Linked DNA regions of Homo sapiens: all the other regions are linked to region 2. A link is a contact called in ENCODE Hi-C or POLR2A ChIA-PET data. All regions are on one chromosome and are shown on one strand. Each heading gives the region's core, a stretch centred on a gene start or an enhancer-like site at or near the end of the contact. The rest is flanking DNA. Distances are from core to core; before and after follow the strand shown.

Region 1 (4,998 bases), core at 2,299-4,798, 280 kb before region 2:
ATATCATATATATATGGTTGAACTACACTGGGCTTTAACTACACTGATCTATGTTTCTTCCATCTTTTAACATAAATAAGTCATTGCCTATATTCCATCATATATATATGATATATATATATCACAGTGTAATTTTTAACTGTAATCTTAGTTTTTTTTGTTTTGAGTTACATAGATTTTATCAATTCTTAAATTATTTGAATTCAACTATCAAGTTTCTCCTAAATTTTCAATGTTGTAGTAAGAAAGAAGATAGCATTATTAAGTGGCTACTGTGCAATATTAACACTTTTATCTGGGTGTTTTCAATTAAAACTCAAAATAAGTTAATGCCAAGTAACCTCCATTCCTGCATTGATGAGACTAGTAAAGTTGCTAAAACCATAAGCCCTGAATTTAGGCACACCTGGATTTAAGTCTTGGCCACTTACTAACTATAAATTGCAGAAATTACTTAGCCCCTCAGGCTTAGCTTCCTCGCTGATAAATTTTAAAAGCAATAATTCTAATGATAATGTGGTGGTTATGAGGTTAAAAAATATAATGCCTGGGCAACATGATGAAGCCCCATCTTTATGAAATATATATAAATTAGCCAAACATGGTGACGTGCCTGTAGTCTTAGCTATCGGGAGGCTGAGGTGGGAGGACTGCTTGAGCCTGGGACGGGGAGGTTGCAGTGAGCTAAGATTGTGCCATTGCACTCCAGCCTGGGCAACAGAGCAAGATCCAGTCTCAAAACATATGTATATATGGCATGTGACTATATAATGCATAGTAACTGTTCAATAAATGTAAGCTATTGGTATTATTAGTCTCTCTGTCTCTCTCTTTTTTTTTGGCCTTATGTTTATCCCAAATAATTTGTATTTTCTTTGTTTTGGGCCTGATTTCTATATGAAGAAATAGTTTTGAATTGTCTCCTCGTGTATTAGCTCTGTCTCCCTAATTTTTAAATTGAAATATTCATAAACATGCATTCTGTGGTTTTCATGTTTTTGACAAAAATATTGAACAGAAATGAGCAAATCATAAATTCTTGGAGTTTGCCTTTTAAGGTGGAAGTCAAGTCTTTGGCCAATATTCTTTGGGTGACATTGAATGCCTAACTATGCAGCAAACCACCAGTCATCTTGCTGTTACCTGGGCCCTCATTCCTCCATCTTAACAACAAAAGGTGTGCATCACGATATTTGGCAAATGCTATGCTAAAACCAAGGCATACCATGTGCATGCCTTCCTCCTGACACACAGGCAACCAAATCTAAGAAAAGAAGTGAGACTGGTTGGCATGACTTGTTCTTAGTGAATTCACACTGGTTAGTATTTGTTTACTGTATCTTGCCTACAAATCATCCATTTTAGAATTTTGTTTGGCGTCTGCATGAGGCTCATCAGTTTACATACAGATCTCATTCTTTCACTATTTTTAGAAGTAGAAACATTTTCCAGCCATTAGTCACCTTTTCCATTCTCCTTGATTCTCAGGAGCAGTTCTCTGATCTCATCTGCAAACTCTTTTGATACTTTGGGATAGAATTTGTATTAACAGAAGTTTTGAAGTCATTCAGAGTAAGTGAAGATTTCTCTTACTATCTCTTTTTCTATTGTAGGTTTTAATTCTCTCTTCATAATGTTTGCTTCAAAATTGATGTTCATCTCTCTTAGAATATGGAAGGAAGCAGAAAATTGAATGGTTCTTTGATTATGTTATCATTTGTTAAGGTTATATTGTAATTTTTTTTTTTTTTTTTGAGACAAGGTCTTGCTCTGTGGCCCAGGCTGGAGTGCAGTGGAGTGAACATGGCTAGTGAGGGTTTACTTTCTGGGCTCAAGTGATCCTCCCACCTCAGCCCCGAGTAGCTGGGAACACAGGCGTGTGCTACCACACCTGGCTAATTTTTTACAAAGTTTTGTAGAGATGGAGTCTCACTTTGTTGCCCAGGCTGGTGGGCAAGAGGTCCTCCTGGGCTCAAGTGATCCTCCTGCCTTGGCCTCCCAAAGCATTAGGATTACAGGTGTCAGCCACCATGCTTGGCCTAAGGTGATATTGTCTGAGATACAGCATAGGTTTTTCTTCCCAGATCTTTTCTTGGCTACGGAGATTAAAAAGAAAAACAGCTTTCTTGCTGTCTTTAGTATTTATCTCCGCCCCTACTTTATTTTAAGACTTTATTCTCATAATACTCTAAACAAATTTTCCCTTTCTTTTATCGCATGCTTGGGTCTGTCCACCCCATCCGTCCTCTGAGCCATAGGAACCTCGAGTCTTACTACTCCAGATCTAACCCTCCTTTTACCTCCTCTCTGAGAACTGTGTGCTCCTAGACTATTATTCTATTCTTGCTGTTTATGTTTTCAGCACAAGCTTGTTTATGGTCAATTATCTGAGATTATTTCTATTATATTTTCTTTCCAGACAGCATATCTTTCCTCCTAAACAGGATCATTTTTGTAATGCTCAAGTAATCCTGTTTTCAGAGTCTACATTCCTCTTCTAAACATATTCCCTTGGGCACTATTATTTTCCTTACTTTTTATGAAGCCCCCTTTCTGAAGGTCTGACCATTACCTTTTTCACTATTATAAACATCAAGGCCATTTTATTCCAAGGTTTGCTTGTTTCTGCATTTGACACCTCCTTCTTTCTTGTTGGAATCCAGGACAAAAATTTCCTAAATGTATTCCTTTACCTGCTGAGGGAAAATTGTCAGTAACCCAAACCAAGAACAAACTCTCCGTCTGCTGTGCGCTGGGTTGAATGTGTGCCTTTCCCCAGCTTATGTTCACCTGGAGCCTGTGAATATGACCTTATTTGAAAATACAGTCTTTGCAGATGTAATCAAGTTAAGACGAGGTCATACTGGATTAGAATGGGCCCTAAATTCAATATAACTGGATCCTTATAAAAAGAGGAGCATTGGGACACAGGGACACAGACAGGGAGAAGATCGTAGGTGGAGACTGCAGTGATGCATCTAGAAGCCAGGGAGCACCAAGGGTGGCAAGCAACTGCTAGAGGCTAGGAAGAGGCAAGGAAGGTTCCCTAGAGGCGTCAGAGGAAAACATCAACCTGCCAGCACCTTAGTTGCAGACTACTAGCTGCCAACACTGAGATAATAATTTTTTGTTGTTTTAAGCCACCTAGTTTGTGGTGATTTGTTATGGCAGCATCAGGTAACCAATACATGTGGTTAATAGCAGGATACCACTAACTGGTTCCAGGTGGCCAATTCTGTAGCAGTTTTGCTACATGTATCAGAAGATAGCATGGCTATGTGGCAAGAATATAGACTTTAGGCTTAAAGACCCATGCTCGAGTCTTAGACCTACCACCGATGAGTTGGGCGATCTGCAGCTGCTAAAAGAAAAATTTTGGACAAACTAAATTTAACAGAGTTTAATTGAGCAAAGAATGTTTCATGAACTGGGCAATCCCCAAACCAGAATAGATTCAGACAGACTCACGTGAAAAGGATTTATGAACAGAAAAATGAAAGTGAAACAGAAGTGAGGAATAGGAACAGCTGGATTGTTACAGCTTGATGTTTGTCTTATTTGAACGTGGTTTAAACAGTTGGCCATCTGCAATTGGCTGAAGCTCAGTGATGGGTACAAGAGCAAGTTACAGTCTGTTGATACATCCAGTTAGGTTACAGTTCACTATGTGCAGAGAAACCTTTAGCCTCAACTTAAAAATATGTAAGGAGGCAGCTTTAGGCTAAACTTAATTTAACAGGGCATGGTCAATTAATCACTTATAACTTCCATAAAATAATGATAATGTATTATTCATCTGATAAGTCTTCTCTGAGATTGAAGAAAATGTGAGAAAGCACATTTTAAGTTATAAAGCCCCAACAAAGGCTATTGTATTGAGCACCCTTGACATAAGTAACTCCATCTTAAAAAAAAGACTCCATCTTACATTTCACGGGACATTTTGCCAACAGGGATACGATGTTTGCTTAATAAATTTGTAATAAATAAAGACTGCATCCAACCAGATAAGGGCATAAACAAGCACACACTTCCACTATCAGTCCTCTGGTGGTCGTAAAAAGAGCAGGGCTTCAGCAGCTCAAAGCGGCCATCTTAACTGACATGCTCTTACTGTCACTAGTGATCAACACCTGGCATCTGCTGCTGAAGGCTCTGCCCACATCAAAGACTTTTCCTTTCAAGACCTTTCCTGGACCGCCGAGCACAGACCAGGAGATTCTTTCTGTCTTCATCGTCACTTTCCTCGGACTACTTCATTAATCCTTTTTCCTATTCCCTTTCTCTTGATGTTAAATATTACTTTGGTGTGGAATGTTTAATCTTAACATTTATATGTTGATGAAATATACTACTATATATGGTTTGCAATGTTGACTGACTTGTGGAGTGGCTTGAGCTGTGTGCTCTGACTACGGAGTGAACGAGAAGTACTAAGGAGAGAGTTGCCTTCTTGAGAACTCCATGTAGCTTGTGGCTTTTGTGGTTAAAATAGCATCAGTAAAAATCTGACATTGTGGAGACACAAACATGCATGGACCTGGTTATCTCTGACTTTGCCCTGCTCATGAGAGCTATCTAGGATTGTTTTACCCAATTTCCTTCATGTGCTGGGTATCTGTATTACAGTCCTTCAAAGATACTACTTCCATCTCTTTCCGGGTTTATCCCCTTTTAAATACTTCTACTCTCAGATTTTAAATTTCCATTGGAATATATATATTCTTGACATACAATTTTCCTATCCTATCCTTTCGAGGAAACGTTTTCCTTTTGAACAAGGTATGCATGCTCTTTTAATGTTGTATTCCAGGTATGCATCTCATCAGTAAGTCTCAATGATCCTGAGACAGTGTTTACCAATCCTTATCTAAAAATCTTCAAAGTATGGATACGGTGTGCATGTGACATATACACATTTGAGTCCTAGAGTTTTTTTAGGTCTACTTCTATGACATCATCTCTGGAGAATTATAAGGTTTCTCTTCTGTGGGATCC
Region 2 (4,581 bases), core at 736-3,235:
AAGTGGAGAAGTATTCAATTGAATGGAATAAATGCCAGAAAGTTTATTACCTAATTTGTCCTATTGTACATGGAGCACCAAAGGAATGCAGCCACAGAGTATTGAAATGATTAATCATTGAGTTTTTTCTTGATTAATCATTGAAATGAAGGCACTCAGAGTGCACTTAGGTGCTATTAGGTAAAAGCAGGCACTTCGAAGCTGTTTTGCCCAGTGAAGCATAATATTGCTGAGGCCACTATGTGGAATGTGGGGAATGAGTTTATCGACTCTTCTTCTCATTTATTTTCAGGAGGAGGAGATTTAAAAGGAGTCTTCTAACCCTGGCTGGCTTTGTTTCTCTTATCATTTTGGGAAATGATTCCTCTTCTCCCTTAGAAAGGCCAATCGATTTCTCATGTGACTGGAGTGAACTGACAGGAACACACTTTTTGTAGTAAATTAGATTGAGTTTGGTTCATGAAAAACACAAAGGAAGCCAACTCTGTGGGAGCAAACTATAGTTTGGAACCCTGTGTACTCTACATGTTCAGAAGTTGAAAAGTAGGACAAGTTCAGCCAACATTTCATTATTTGGAGCCTGATTCTTTGTACAGACAGAGCTGACTATTGTAAACAGTGGAGAAAAGCTACTAAGTGAACATAACCATAAATGTAGAAGTAAGCTTACCCATCTAGGGACAGATATCCATGAGACAGTGTGACAAATCAAATAAAGTGGAGAAAAAAATGAGACTGATCATGAGAAGGGGTGGAGAGTTTGGGGCAAGTGATGTTGGTCTGAAAACCATGGAGAAAGCTTATCTCAGGCAGAAACTTGAAGAAGTTTCAATTGTGATAGAAGAGTCTTCTGGGAAAAGTGACTTGAAGTAGCCGTGCGCTAGACACAAGGATGCACTGCCCAGCTCCCCCATCAGTGAAGCCTCATTGCCCCAGCTCCTGAGAATGTCATGGGCCAACAGCCTTCAACTGTCAGCCCCTTTATGGATTGTCCCCTCTGCAGAAACCTACCTCCTCCAATGTCACACCCTTTCCCAGGGTGGCCTGCATCCAATGACTGATCAGTGTGGCGACTTCAGTTAGCAAATAAGCTGCCACATGTCTAGGACCTTAAAGATGTAAATGGCAACTTCTGTACTGCATTCTAGAGGTGTTGAGGTCCCCTGCACAGCAGCAAGTGCATAGAGCACTAAGTTGTCTGAGCTGAGGAGGGGCGTGTGTACTGGAAGGCCACAGCTGGAGGCCTGGCAGTGGACTAGAAGCTTTCTCAGCAACTCTCCATTTATTAAGGTCAATGACACTAGGGTTGTCTGTGCTCAGGGCTCAAAAAGACTTGGAGTGACAAGGCTGAAACATTCACTTGCTGACCAATCTAGCTCCAACTTCTGGAACAAATCAATGTTGCATGACAAAGATTCTAATTTTAGCTTCATACATTTTTCTCTGTGAATATATGTGGTTGTTTATTACCATTACTAATTTAACATCCAGTGACATGAAGGAAAGAAACAATGAGTCAGACACCATCTGTGTGCATCCTGAGCAATTAGTTTCTTTGAAACCAGAGGCAGAGAAACAGGTTGGTTTTAAAATCTGCTCATGAACTTGTGGGGACACTTTTGTCTGGTTTGCAATCACATTTGTGCCTGGTAGCCCGAAACAGTAAAGCTTGGGATTTGTCCACTCTTCAAGGTGATATAAGTTTGAGAGGAGAATGTCTTCACATTCAAACTCTCCTCTATTGCTGAAGAATCTAAATTGCTTCTGTCAGGCAACCTGAATTCTACCATCACTTCCTGGGCACTTGAAGATAAACTGTTTGTAGTTCACAGCTCTAGGTCCTAAAAGACTTTGCTATTAGCAGAGCCTCTTGTGCAATCTTCACTCCCTTTTGTGTGTAGCTGCATAAAGTTAATAATAAATTACAAAATTGGTCACGTGGAGGCTGGCCACAGCCAGTTCCAAGTTACAATTCAGCTTACTGCCACCTTCATTTCCACCCTGGCTTTGCCTCATCAGTGGTGCTGTGATGAAATTAAGGATGACTTTAGGAAGACATAGGATGATGGAAAAATAGGAATTCAGTGGTTTTTTGTTGCTTTCTTACAACAATAAAAAGTTTAGCAGGCAGAGGAATCCTTTTGTTTTCATCTAATTTTTCTTAAGTTCTCCTTAAGTTAGTCAACATACTTCATCAGAAAAAATAATAGTAAAAGAAGCAATTTATCAATACTTCACCAAGTGGATGTTGAGTATCTGAATAATATCTGCTGAGGAGGAATGAGGACTGCAAGCTTATTTTTTTTTTTTTAAGATGGAGTTTCACTCTTGTTGCCCAGGCTGGAGTGCAGTGGCATGATCTCTGCTCACTGCAACCTCTGCCTCCTGGGTTCAAGCGATTCTCCTGCCTCAGCCTCCCTAGTAGCTGGGACTACAGGCACGCGCCACCATGCCCACCTAATTTTTGTATTTTTAGTAGTGACGGGGTTTCACCATGTTGGCCAGTATGGTCTCAATCTCTTGACCTCGTGATCCACCCGCCTCAGCCTCCCAAAATGCTGGGATTACAGGCATGCAAGCATACTATTTTTAAGAGAATGAATCAGTCATTGTGGTAAACATTGGTGCTGCTCTCCAGTATTTCTGGCTACCCTCTCCTTTTGGACACTTGGGAGGGCTGCACTTCCCCACTCTTTGAGGCTAGGTGTGGACCTACAATTTGCTTCAGTCAATTAAGTAAAAGTACAAGTCATGTATACTACTTCCAGGTGGACACATTCAACAGACAATATGCGAGTTTCCATGCTTGCTTTTTTTCCTGCTATGACAAATGAGGTATCTTGGTGAAACAGTGACATCATAAGATGGTTTGGAGTAATTCTGTGACTGGAGCAGAGCCCATCACCAATTATCACTGGACATATAGTGGGAATGATAAATATTTATTGTGTTAAGCCACAGAGTTGTTTTATTCTTTTTATTTTTTCTTTTCCTGTAGCTAACCTTGCCTATCCTAGCTAAACTAACTAGTGTAACACTAAGCAGACCCAGAGAAAAGATCAATTTTGACATCTGGGGATCACACAATAAAAAAGTCTTCTTGCTACTTGGTCAACAAGCCTCGTTCTCTCTAAGATTTTTTTTGTGCCTCACTTTTATATGACAAAGGATAGCCAAAGATCACCAAATATTTGAAAAAGCCTCCAATTTGAGAGGCCAAGTGCAAAGTAAATAGAAAAAAAAAAAGTCATTTAGTAAAAAATACAAGTAATTCATGTAGCAGGATTTAAAAAATCTATCATATTTTCAGAAAGATAAATATATTTATCAATGAAAAAACAGTGAAATAAAGGAAAATAATCAAAAAATTGAATAAGAGCTCTTAGAAATAAAAAACATGATGGCAAGAAATGTCGAAATGATTCAGTAAAAGTGGAACTCACCTAGAATAAAGAAAAAATTCAAAAAGAGGGAGAATAGAAGTGAAAAGGTTATTGGATTAGAAGATTGCTACAGGCTGAATTATATCCCTCCAAAATTCATGTTTAAGCTCTAATCCCCAATGTGACAGTATTTAGAGATAGTGCCTATAAGGAAGTAATAAAGGTTAAATCAGGTCATAAGATACAGTCCTGATCCAGTAGGTCTGGTATCCTCATAAGAAGAGTGTATGTCAAAGATCTCTCTCTCTATATATATACACACAAAGAAAAGGTCACGTGAGCACACGGTGAGGTCGCAGCTGCCTACTGGCTAAGAGAAGAGAACTCAGAATAAAACCTGCCTCACCAGCACCTTGATCTTGGACTTCTCAGCCTCCAGAACTATGAGAAATAAAGTTCTATTGTTTAAGCCACTCAGCCTGTAGCATTTTACTACGGCAGCTCCAGCAGACTAAGAAAAGGATCAATCCCCAAGATGTAATTTCTAATTAATATGGGTTCCAGGAAGTCTGAACAGAAAGAGAGAACAGAGGAGGAAATCATCAAAGAAATAACACAATAAAAATTCTTAGAGTAATGGATCAACAGAGTAGCCAGCACAATGAATAAAAGAAGAAATAGTTGAAGGCTCACTAGAATGGCATTTTAAAACACCAAAGGCTGGGTGTGGTGGCTCACACCTGTAATCTCAGCACTTTGGGAGGCTGAGGCAGGTGGATCACCTGAGGTCAGAAGTTTGAGACAAGCCTGGCCAACATGGTAAAACCCCGCCTCTATTAAAAATACAAAATTTGCCGGGTGTGGTGGCACGCCCCTGTAGTCACAGCTACTCGGGAGGCTGAGGCAAGAGAATTGCAAAACTCTGTCTCAGAAAAAAACTAACCAAACAAAAACACCCACCAAGGATAAGAGATTCAAAAAGCTTCCAAAACAAAACAAACAAATGAACAAAAAACACTTACAGAAAAAATGGCAACCAGAATGTCATCAGACTTATCAGCAGCACTGGAACTACAAGATAACAGCACAATGCCTTTAAAATTCTGAGGACACATAATTTTCAACCTAGAATTCTATGCCTGATCAGACAATCAAGTGTTAGTAGAATTATGACCTGTGCAAAGTCTCTAACACATTT
Region 3 (4,706 bases), core at 910-3,409, 430 kb after region 2:
GCCAACATGGCAAAACCCCGTCTCTACTAAAAATACAAAAATTACCCAGGCGTGGTGGCGCATGCCTGTAATCCCAGCTACTTGGGAGGCTGAGGCAGAAGAATTGCTGGAACCTGGGAGGCGGAGGCTGCAGTGAGCCGAGATTGTGCCACTGCACTCCAGCCTGGGCAACAGAGCGAGACCCTGGCTTCAAAGGGGGAAGAAAAATGTTCCCTAAAGCCCACCTGGCCGGATAAGACCTGGGGAAACATCAAAGGAAAGGATGAAGATGGAGTGAGGAGGTGTTTCTAGAAACTGGAGGATCTGCCACACTCGCCATTGGTGAGGACAGGAAGGGAAGGGGCAGGGGCAGACTCAGGCTCTGAGTGGGAGGATATTGGGGGAAGGACAAAACAGAGGGCTCTGCAGAGCCTGACAGGCCAGGCTTCCCAGGGAGAGGACCAGGGCCACTGAGAACCATCCAAGGAGCATCTCCAGGCCCCGGAGAGAGACTGGAGGAAACAGACTGGAGGAAATGGATCTCACTGCCTGTTTTGCAATTTCCTGGACACTGACTAGGTTAGCACATCCCTATGTTGACTGGCCCTATGTGTTGCCTCTTCTGTCAAATGCCTATTCATATTTTTTTCCCATTTTTCTTCTGAACTATCTGTCTATTTCCCACTCCCTCCACCCCACCAGGCATTCAGGACTCGATATATTCTTGAAGCTAATCCTTTGTCACTTAAGTGCTACACATATCTTTTCCCAGCTTGTGGCTTATCTTCTGAGTTTCTTTAAAATACCTGTGATGAACCAAGGTTCTTAAATTTAACGTGGTTGAAATCATGAATCTTTCTTTTTTATGATTTGTGATTTTTTGGTGTGTTATTTTTAAGAAATTCTTCCTCACTCCAAGATCAAAGAGATATTCACTTCCATTTTCTGCTGGTCAGATATCCCACCCACAGGGATGCTGCTGTTGTTTGGGGACCTGTGCCCAAGGCAAGGATGGGCAGACCCCAAACCTGACATGCTGTCCCCAGATGCCAGGAGGACCACATGTCAGGGCCTGCACAACCTTAGGGTGCCTTTCCTGTAAACCAGCCCCCAGACGTCACTGGGTACAAGCTAGTGCTCCTAATCTACCCCCTACCCGTACTTCGGCCAACACAAAAGGTGCCAGTGAGCCTGAAGCCATAAGATCCATGTGGCAGATTTGAGGGCCCCAGATGCTGTATTCAACTGGGGGTACTCAAAATACTGTGATCAGCACAGATCTGTCTGCTCACCACATGCCAGGATCTGCCAGGGACCATCTCACAGCTAATGATAAATCCTCCTGTCAGGGCCACAAAGCAGGGCTTTGTGTCACTGTGTTAGCCCGCATCGTCCCAGGGCAGGGCTCCAGGCTGAGCTGGTCAGCCCAGGCCACTGCAGACAATGGAGCCACAGTGGGGCAGGGCTTGCAATGGAAGTCAGTATGGAGGATGGTGACAAGAAGCAAACACCCTGACAGCAGCCAGGCCCATGCACGCCTCCCCGAGGAGGGAGGACAGGGCGGGGCAGGCTCTGCAGAGTCAACGGGCAACTTGAATCTTGCAGCATCTGGCTAGCACCCAGGCAGGCTCCACAGATGCCCGCCTGGGCCTGATTTTCCTGTTCTCAGTCTCCCACGTCTGCCAGGAGGCCTTGATAAATATTCAATAGCTCTGGCCTCAGAGCCTGTGTCTGGAGGACATTCTTAGGCAGTGAACTGGAGACAAGCTGAGAGGAGGCCTTTAAAGGAGCCCCAAACCTCAGCCTCTCCTTTCTGCTCGGGGTTTGGTTTTAAAGAGTCCCAGGGGAGCCACCCACCTGCAGGCCTGACCCCCTGAGGTCGATACGCGGGTTCCCTGAGCCCAGCTCTCAGGGAAGAAAAAGGCAGAATTCAGGCTGCTAGAGCAGCCGGGATAAGAGAAGTGATGCTGGCAAATGTGGTATTTAATGGATATTTTAAAACACCAATAGCAAATACAGTCATTTCTGGGACTTTTTTTTAGAAGATGCTGAATTAAAAATTTGCATCTTCCCTCATTCTTGATCTCCTTCTGCAGTTCCACTTGAGCAACCCCACAGGCTCCAGTCTCACTTCTGCTCACACCCTCCACCTGCTGCCCACGCAGCTTCCTGTCCTGCCCCCACCGCGCCCCCTGCGCCGTCCCAGCTCACCTGTTGGCCATCAGACATCACTCACGACCCCTCCCTTTCACCAGACTGTGGCTCCCACCATTTTGATTATGAAGTTTCTCATTTAGCTCAAAATATCTGACAGACTCCCTGCCCCATTCATTATATTGGACACATAGAGTCGAATATATATTAAACTTCAATTAGATCAATTCTATATTAGACTTCTATAAAACATCCAGTGGGTGAGAAACTATATAATGATCAAAGTGACTGCAAATTCAGTAACCACATTGTGCAATCATATTTTACTTATCACAGAAACATCCAGGCACCTTTGAGAACCAACAGGACGTTCATGTGCAGAAGATGTGATTTCTTCAATCTAAAGACAGTGGAGAGAGGGGTGTGTGCGTGTGTGCACGGGTGCACGTATGCAAATTTGCTGGCCCCTCACAAAAGCTCTAGTTTCTGGAAGGAGAGCCCGAGTGTCCTCAGGCCCAGCGGTTCCAAGCATTACTGGGTGCCTCCACTGAGATAGCAAAGGACTCACAGGTCTCCAGGCACCTGGTAATAATGTGGAATTGGCCGGGGCTGCCTGTTGCTGAGGAAGTTCTTGTCAAGTCTGGCCTTGGTGGGAGCACCAGTGGTAGTCAGAGGTTCTTCACCTTTTTTGGGTCATAGACCCCTTGGAGTGAAAATGTTGGAGGTTTCTCCTGAAAAGCACACTGCAATTCAGGGGATCCCCTGGGTCCTGGAGTCCATGCATAGGCATCATGGACCCCACATGGAAACCTCCCTGATTGAGAGGTCTCGAAAGCTTTTCCAGTCCTAAGAGTACAGTTTCTAATTTGCTGGAGTCGGCTGGACTTTCATTCCCTGGCAGAGCCATTTTGGAGGATAAGAAGATGTGTCTTCTCTACCACCGCACATGCGGTCCACAGTGACTGAGGGGAGTGTCACGGTGCCACCTTGTGCTTCTGTCCTGAAACTGCACCTTCTCTGGGGCCCATGCTCAGGTCCACACTGCCCACCTCTCACTCCATGAGCCTCACTCCCTACCACTCTCCCACCTTCTTACTCTGACCAAGCCACATGGACTCCTGACGTCCCTGCCTTGGGGGCCTTTGCACTGACTGTTCCCCCTGCCTGAAGTCTGGGTTTAAAGCCGTATACACAAGTGCAGTTTGTACAGTCATATCATGAACCAAGAAAAAAAGCAAATGTTTATGAAGATGCCTTTATTTTCACTTGGCCTAAAGCGAGAAAGTATCACATGAGTATATAAAAGAATTTTTTAAATTTTGAGGCAGCTTTGAGGAGAGATTGAGGAAGATGAGAGGGTGTAGTAGTAAGCTCTCATTAAGTTTTGCTGCAATAACAAATAGCCTCAAAAATCTCAGTGGCTAGGCCGGGCGTGGTGTCTCATGCCTGTAATCCCAGCACTTTGGGAGGCTGGGATGGATGGATCACCTGAGGTCAGAAGTTCAAGACCAGCCTGGCCAACATAGTGAAACCCTATCTCTACTAAAAATACTAAATAAATTAGCCGGGTGTGGTGGCAGGCAGCTGTAATCCCAACTACTTGGGAGGCTGAGGCAAGGAGAATCACTTGAACCTGGGAGGTGGAGGTTGCTGAGATCATGCCACTGCACTCCAGCCTGGGCAACAGTATGAGACTGTTAAAAAAAAAAAAAAAAAAAAAAACTCAGTGGCTAACAGCAACAAAAGTATCCCTCAAATTGCTTCTTTATTTTTATTTATTATTTTTTTGAGATGGAGTCTTGCTCTGTCACCCAGGCTGGAGTACAGTGGTGCAATCTCAGCTCACTGCAACCTCCGTCTCCTGGGTTCAAGTGATTCTCCTGCCTCAGCCTCCCGAGTAGTTGGGATTACAGGTGGCCGCCACCACGCCCAGCTAATTTTTGTATTTTTAGTAGAGACAGGGTTTCATTATGTTGGCCAGGCTGGTCTCAAACTCCTGACCTACAGGTGTGTGCCACCGCACCCGGCCTCAAGTTGCTTCTTCCTGGTGGGGCAACTGTGGCTCTGCTTCCTTGCAGGATGGAGGAGCGAATGAATCGCTGGGAAGTCTTCTCACTTTTGTCCCCTTAAAGGAGAAAACGATGCGGAATGACGAAGCTGGGGCCCCCTGCTTCCCTCACATCCATAGCTTTTCTGAGGCTCCTGGCTTTCTTGCCTTCACAGAGCAGGACTGAAGCTGTCCCTGCTCCATAGGCGTGAGCTGCAGCCATGGGGTGGGACAGAGCCTCCTGCTTGGGCCCTGAGCCTCCCAACCAATACCCACATGGACCCAAAAGTTCCCAAGAACTCTGGGGGTATTGCAAAACCCCAAAGCCCTTCTACTCCGACTGCCACAAGAGGGAGGAAGAAGGCTTCTGGGTGCCATTAGAAGACTTCAGGCAAAGAGAAGGAGGAAAAGAATCCTAAGAGAAGCGGAGGCCAAGAGAAAAGAGAGGAACAAGGAGGAGGCGGCACATGTGTGGAGTGTGGCAACCATTAACCCGGAGCCAACCCTGAAGTCTTCCCAGCCTCTC
Region 4 (4,443 bases), core at 1,618-4,117, 310 kb after region 2:
CCAACATTCGCTTGAGCTTCCACTGTGTTGGGCTCTGGCGTAATCTGGGGGACCCAAGGGGGACTAAAACAGAATCCTTTTCATCAAGAGGTTTACAATCTGGTGCAGGAGATGGACATGAAATAGGCAGTCCCAGGAAGTCCTGCGAGAGGCAGTATGCACAGTAGTGAAGAACTTGGGCTCTGGAGCCAGAACACCCAGCTTCAATTCCTGCAGGACCTTGGGCAAGTCACTTACCTCTCTGAGTCTCAGCGTCCTCATCTGTGAAATGGGGATGATAGCAGTGCCTACCTCACACAAGGTCTAAATGAGTTAATACCTGAGAAGTGTTTACAATAGTGCCTGGTGGGCCCAACACAGTGGCTCACACCTATAATTTCAGCACTTTGGGAGGTCAAGGCAGGGATCGCTTGCACCCAGGAGTTGGAGCCCACCCTGGCAACATAGTGGGACCTCGTATCTACAAAAAATGGAAAATTAGCCAGGCATGGTGGCATGTGCCTCTAGTCCCAGCTACCCAGAAGGCTGAAGCAGGAGGATCGATTGAGCCCAGGGAAGTTGAGGCTGAAGTGAGCTGTGATCATGCCACCACACTCCAGCCTGGGTGACAGAGCGAGGCCCTGTCTCAAACAAATAAAATGAAATAGTGCCTGGTACAGAATCCTGATTGTTAGGTATTGTGAATATTGGCGTGAAAGAGAGAAGGGTGCTGAGGACTCATATCAGGAGGTCAGGGTTCCAGCCATGAAACTTACAACCTCTGAGGGCTACAGCTTGCCTGTCTGTAACATGAGCAGATCCAAACAAAGGATCCCTACAGCCCTTCTAGTGTTGGAGCTGTGGGCTAGAGGTGCCACCCACTGGGCACCTACTAAAGTAGTAGTCAGGGGAACATCTCCTGCCTTGGACATGTAGGATTTAGGGAGAAAGGGAGGACTTTGCTTCACTTGGCTTCACAGGAGGTTTGATGATGGCTGACAGCCTGTTGCCAAGGACATCAGCTGAGGATAGGCAGGATGGTTCATGCCCAGGCAGGCACCTCCTCCATCCCAGGGCCCCAGGACCTAGGGGCTACAACCCCCCTCCACATGCATCTCCTCTCCTCTCCTCCCCTCAAGGCCGCCTGCCCCATCTCTGGACCCACATTCCTCTTCTCTTTGTAAATGCCACTGACAGCCTGCAGTTTTGCACACGCATCTGCTTGCTTGGCCAGAGGGACTATCGACTCCACAGCACACATCAGCAGGGAACTTTCAGAGGTCATGGGCCAAGGCTTTGGGGAACATAGTCCTGTTGGTGAATGCCCATGTCAGGAAAGGACACTGAATGACAGACACATGAACGCTGGAGCTCAGAGCAAGGCTGGTGGCTCCCCAAAACAGTGGCTTGGGAGAGAACAGGCCAGCTGGCAGCACTTCACTGTGTGATGCAGACTGTACCCTCTGCTAGGCCACCAACCAGAGGGGCATTCCTGGCTGTGGAGAAGGGAGGAATGATGGAGCAAATTCAGAGGGATCCCAGGATCTATTTTGTGTTGTCTTATTCTCTGCCAGTTCTTGCCTTCTCTCTCTTCTCCTCATCTTCAGTTAAGAAAAATGGAAGCACAGTGTGGGGGGTAGCCAAGACCTTGGACCAACCTGGATGCTAATTTCAATCCACAACACTGGACGTAAGCCCTGGCCAGCAGTCCTCAGCTACTTTCAGCTCAGCCACCCGAGGCTCCTAGGGCTGAAAATACCCGAGCATCTGATGAAGCAGCTGCAGGTTAAATTTAGCCCTGGCGAACCTGGGACTGATCTGGGTGCTAGAAGCAGCAGAGCAGACTGACTGACGCACCCAACACAGGTGTGAGGGCCAATGATGGCACCTGGGAGGGAAGCACCTGGGAGGGAAGTGGAGCAAGGGAAAGAGACAGAGCAGGGCCCAAAGCCAGTTCTCATCTTGCAGGAGTGTGACAGGACCCGTCAGCCCGGCACTGCTGTTAGCGGATGCCAGGCAGGTAGCATCAACGAGCAAAGCAGAAAGATGTACAGAAAGGGGAAGGGTGGGATTGTGATAAACTGCAAAGCAGATGTCCCACCTAAAACCACTGGAATAGCCTGGGCGACAGAAGGAGACTCTGTCTCTAAATAAACAACAAAACCACTGGAATTTAGGTTTTTAAATAACATCATGTTAGCCAAATAAAATCCTGCATTTGATCTGCAGACTCTTAGTGTGATACCCTGGCCTAGTTGAATGGAGAAGCCAACCCCATGGCCACTATTTCACCATCAGCTATTTCATTCTTTGTTTCTTCAGAGTCTCCTGTTAAAATCCAAACAGACCTCGGGCTTTGAGCTTTCTTAGCTAACTCGGTTATTCTTACTGATCTCTTTAAAGAAGGAAGAAAGGGGAAACAATCAGCGTGCATGAATAAATTAACTGGTAAATTAGCACCTAATATGTTCAGAATCAACTATTTGTTACCTGTATTGAGCAGCAGTTACTGAATGCAAAGAATTCCACTCAACTGGGGTTGGAGTCAGACAGGCTTTGGTCTCAATCCTGGCTCTGCCATCACTGGGAAACTAATTAACTTCCCCAAACTGCAGCTTCCTCTGCGTAGGGTGGAAATCATATGCCTTTCTTGGATTGTTATGAAGATTAAATGAAATAACCCAGGACAGTGTTCGACATGAGATAATTCATGCTCAGTAAATGGTGGATGAACTTTAATCATCTGAAAGCCAGGTTCTGTGGGACAGGGACTAAGAGTGGAAGGGGAAGAAGGCAGTGGGAGAGCCCTTCACCAGCTCACAGCTTTCCTGGAGCCGGCATTCCAGCCCGGGTCAGGCCTCATGCAGAATCAGAGGGCTTCGGAGCCACGTGGGGCCACACTGCCCCCCTGTGCCCATTTGCCACACTGCGGCTGCATTCATGCAAAGCTGCCATTTGAGATGCAGAATCCGGCCAGAAGACCACGACTTCACCATTGTCTCTACTCCGCTGGAACCCCTCCCTGCTGTCTTGTGCTGAGCTGGGTGGTTGTGGAAGCCAATTATCTAAGACTGCAATAACCTGTGTTGTCCAGTCACCCAAGCAAGCTACCCCCACACTGGGGAGCACATGTCCAACTTCCCTGAGCCAGCACTCACCCACAGATGGCCAGGTACTGCAATCACCTGGATAGATTTGGAAATAAATACCCACTGACACCCATCCAGACCTACAGAATCAAAACCTCTGAGGATGGGTCTGGGGGATCCATATAAAAAGAAAAACCTTCCCAAAGGAACTTACATTCAGCCGATTTTGAAAACATACTGCTTTAACCCCTTACTGGGCTGCTCTGCAATACCTCTTCGGTCTGACTTGGTTTTGTAAGTGACACAAGCAGAAAAACACTGTGCTCTCTGCACTGAAAATGAGTATTCCCATGGAGCTGGAGAAGCAAGGAGGTAAGGAGTAGATGAAAGGAAGCAGACAGAGCAGGAGGTAGAAAAAAGGAGATCCTGAGGAAGACACAGAAAGGAAGGAAAACAGGCACAGAGAGAGAAAGAAATGGGAAAGAAGAGGAAAGGGAGGAGAACAGAGGGAGGGAAGGGGGAGAGAGATATAAAGAAATACATGAGAAAGATGCAGCACACTCCTAAACTCATGATAGCATTTGCTAGGGCAGTGATAACCTACGCCAAAACAATAGACATATAGTAGATTAAGAAAAAAAGTATTTCAATGTAGGCATAGGATTCATACCTACAATATGCAAAAAAAGGTTCTACATATTGACAAGGATATAAAAAACGCAATGGAGAAATGAGCAAAGACATGGAGAGAAGATCCAAGTAGCCAAGACATGAAAAAGTGTTCAGCTCACTAGCAGTTTGGGAAATGCAGATCATTATTGTATACCTATACTTACTGGCAAAAATCAGAAAGCCACTTACTTATAGCTGAGTGGGATGTAGGGGAAAGGATTTCTTTAAATCTTGATGGCAAAAAATATAAATTGTTACTGAACTTTGAAAAGCTATCTGACGTCATCTAACAAAATTTACCACTCAATCAATCCACCTGCTCCATTCTGGGGACTTGATGCTCTCAAGATAAAAGCACCAGGACACATCAATATTTGCACAAGAATGCTAATTGCAGCATTGTTCCCAGTAGCAAAAACACCAGTACAAAGAAAAAGGCCATTAATAGGGTACTGTTGAATAAACACTGATAGATCTAGCCCATTCAATATGGCTTTATACAGCAATTAAATGGAATGAATAGAGCCATATTGGAGTTGAAATTTAAGGAATGAGGTACTGTGTGGAAAACAATCATTAAAAATATAGGGTAAAAGTGTTCATAATATTGCTCCATTTTTGTAAAACAACATAATGATAGAAATTTCTGTTGTGTATATGTGTACGTGTGTGTGCAGGGCTGGCATTCAGCCAGTGTACACTG

What was found. Hi-C counts contacts between places; a loop is a spot of excess contacts on that map. ChIA-PET counts read pairs that join two places held with the same protein, here RNA polymerase II (POLR2A). Pooled maps may share reads with other maps.
Region 1: a loop to region 2 is called in a pooled map, with 10 times the contacts of the local background. The contact joins two enhancer-like sites. A Hi-C loop is called at or near these places in 11 of 50 pooled maps. POLR2A ChIA-PET finds 5 or more read pairs at or near these places in 3 of 52 experiments (BJ, K562 and PC-9).
Region 3: a loop to region 2 is called in a map with no recorded cell type, with 4 times the contacts of the local background. The contact joins two enhancer-like sites. A Hi-C loop is called at or near these places in 1 of 168 maps with a recorded cell type or tissue (heart right ventricle), 13 of 37 single-sample maps with no recorded cell type and 7 of 50 pooled maps.
Region 4: a loop to region 2 is called in a map of Calu3, with 5 times the contacts of the local background. The contact joins two enhancer-like sites. A Hi-C loop is called at or near these places in 1 of 168 maps with a recorded cell type or tissue (Calu3). POLR2A ChIA-PET finds 5 or more read pairs at or near these places in 3 of 52 experiments (AG04450, H1 and OCI-LY7).

Annotation. Positions count from the first base shown.
Region 1 is chr7:106,766,726-106,771,723 of GRCh38, reverse strand. No RefSeq gene overlaps it. Among named protein-coding and RNA genes, the nearest start is that of LINC02577, 5.8 kb to the left of the region's middle. Within about 2 kb of position 3,548, at least 4 of the 41 ENCODE cell types and tissues checked have a DNase peak (open chromatin) inside an H3K27ac peak, as active enhancers do.
Region 2 is chr7:106,482,080-106,486,660 of GRCh38, reverse strand. No RefSeq gene overlaps it. Among named protein-coding and RNA genes, the nearest start is that of CTB-30L5.1, 110 kb to the left of the region's middle. Within about 2 kb of position 1,985, at least 5 of the 41 ENCODE cell types and tissues checked have a DNase peak (open chromatin) inside an H3K27ac peak, as active enhancers do.
Region 3 is chr7:106,055,529-106,060,234 of GRCh38, reverse strand. No RefSeq gene overlaps it. Among named protein-coding and RNA genes, the nearest start is that of SYPL1, 54 kb to the left of the region's middle. RefSeq lists a silencer at 1,011-1,130 and enhancers at 1,471-1,570, 1,601-1,760, 1,444-1,995, 2,841-2,890, 3,401-3,450. Within about 2 kb of position 2,159, at least 17 of the 41 ENCODE cell types and tissues checked have a DNase peak (open chromatin) inside an H3K27ac peak, as active enhancers do.
Region 4 is chr7:106,175,300-106,179,742 of GRCh38, reverse strand. No RefSeq gene overlaps it. Among named protein-coding and RNA genes, the nearest start is that of SYPL1, 65 kb to the right of the region's middle. RefSeq lists a silencer at 2,859-2,998. Within about 2 kb of position 2,867, at least 9 of the 41 ENCODE cell types and tissues checked have a DNase peak (open chromatin) inside an H3K27ac peak, as active enhancers do.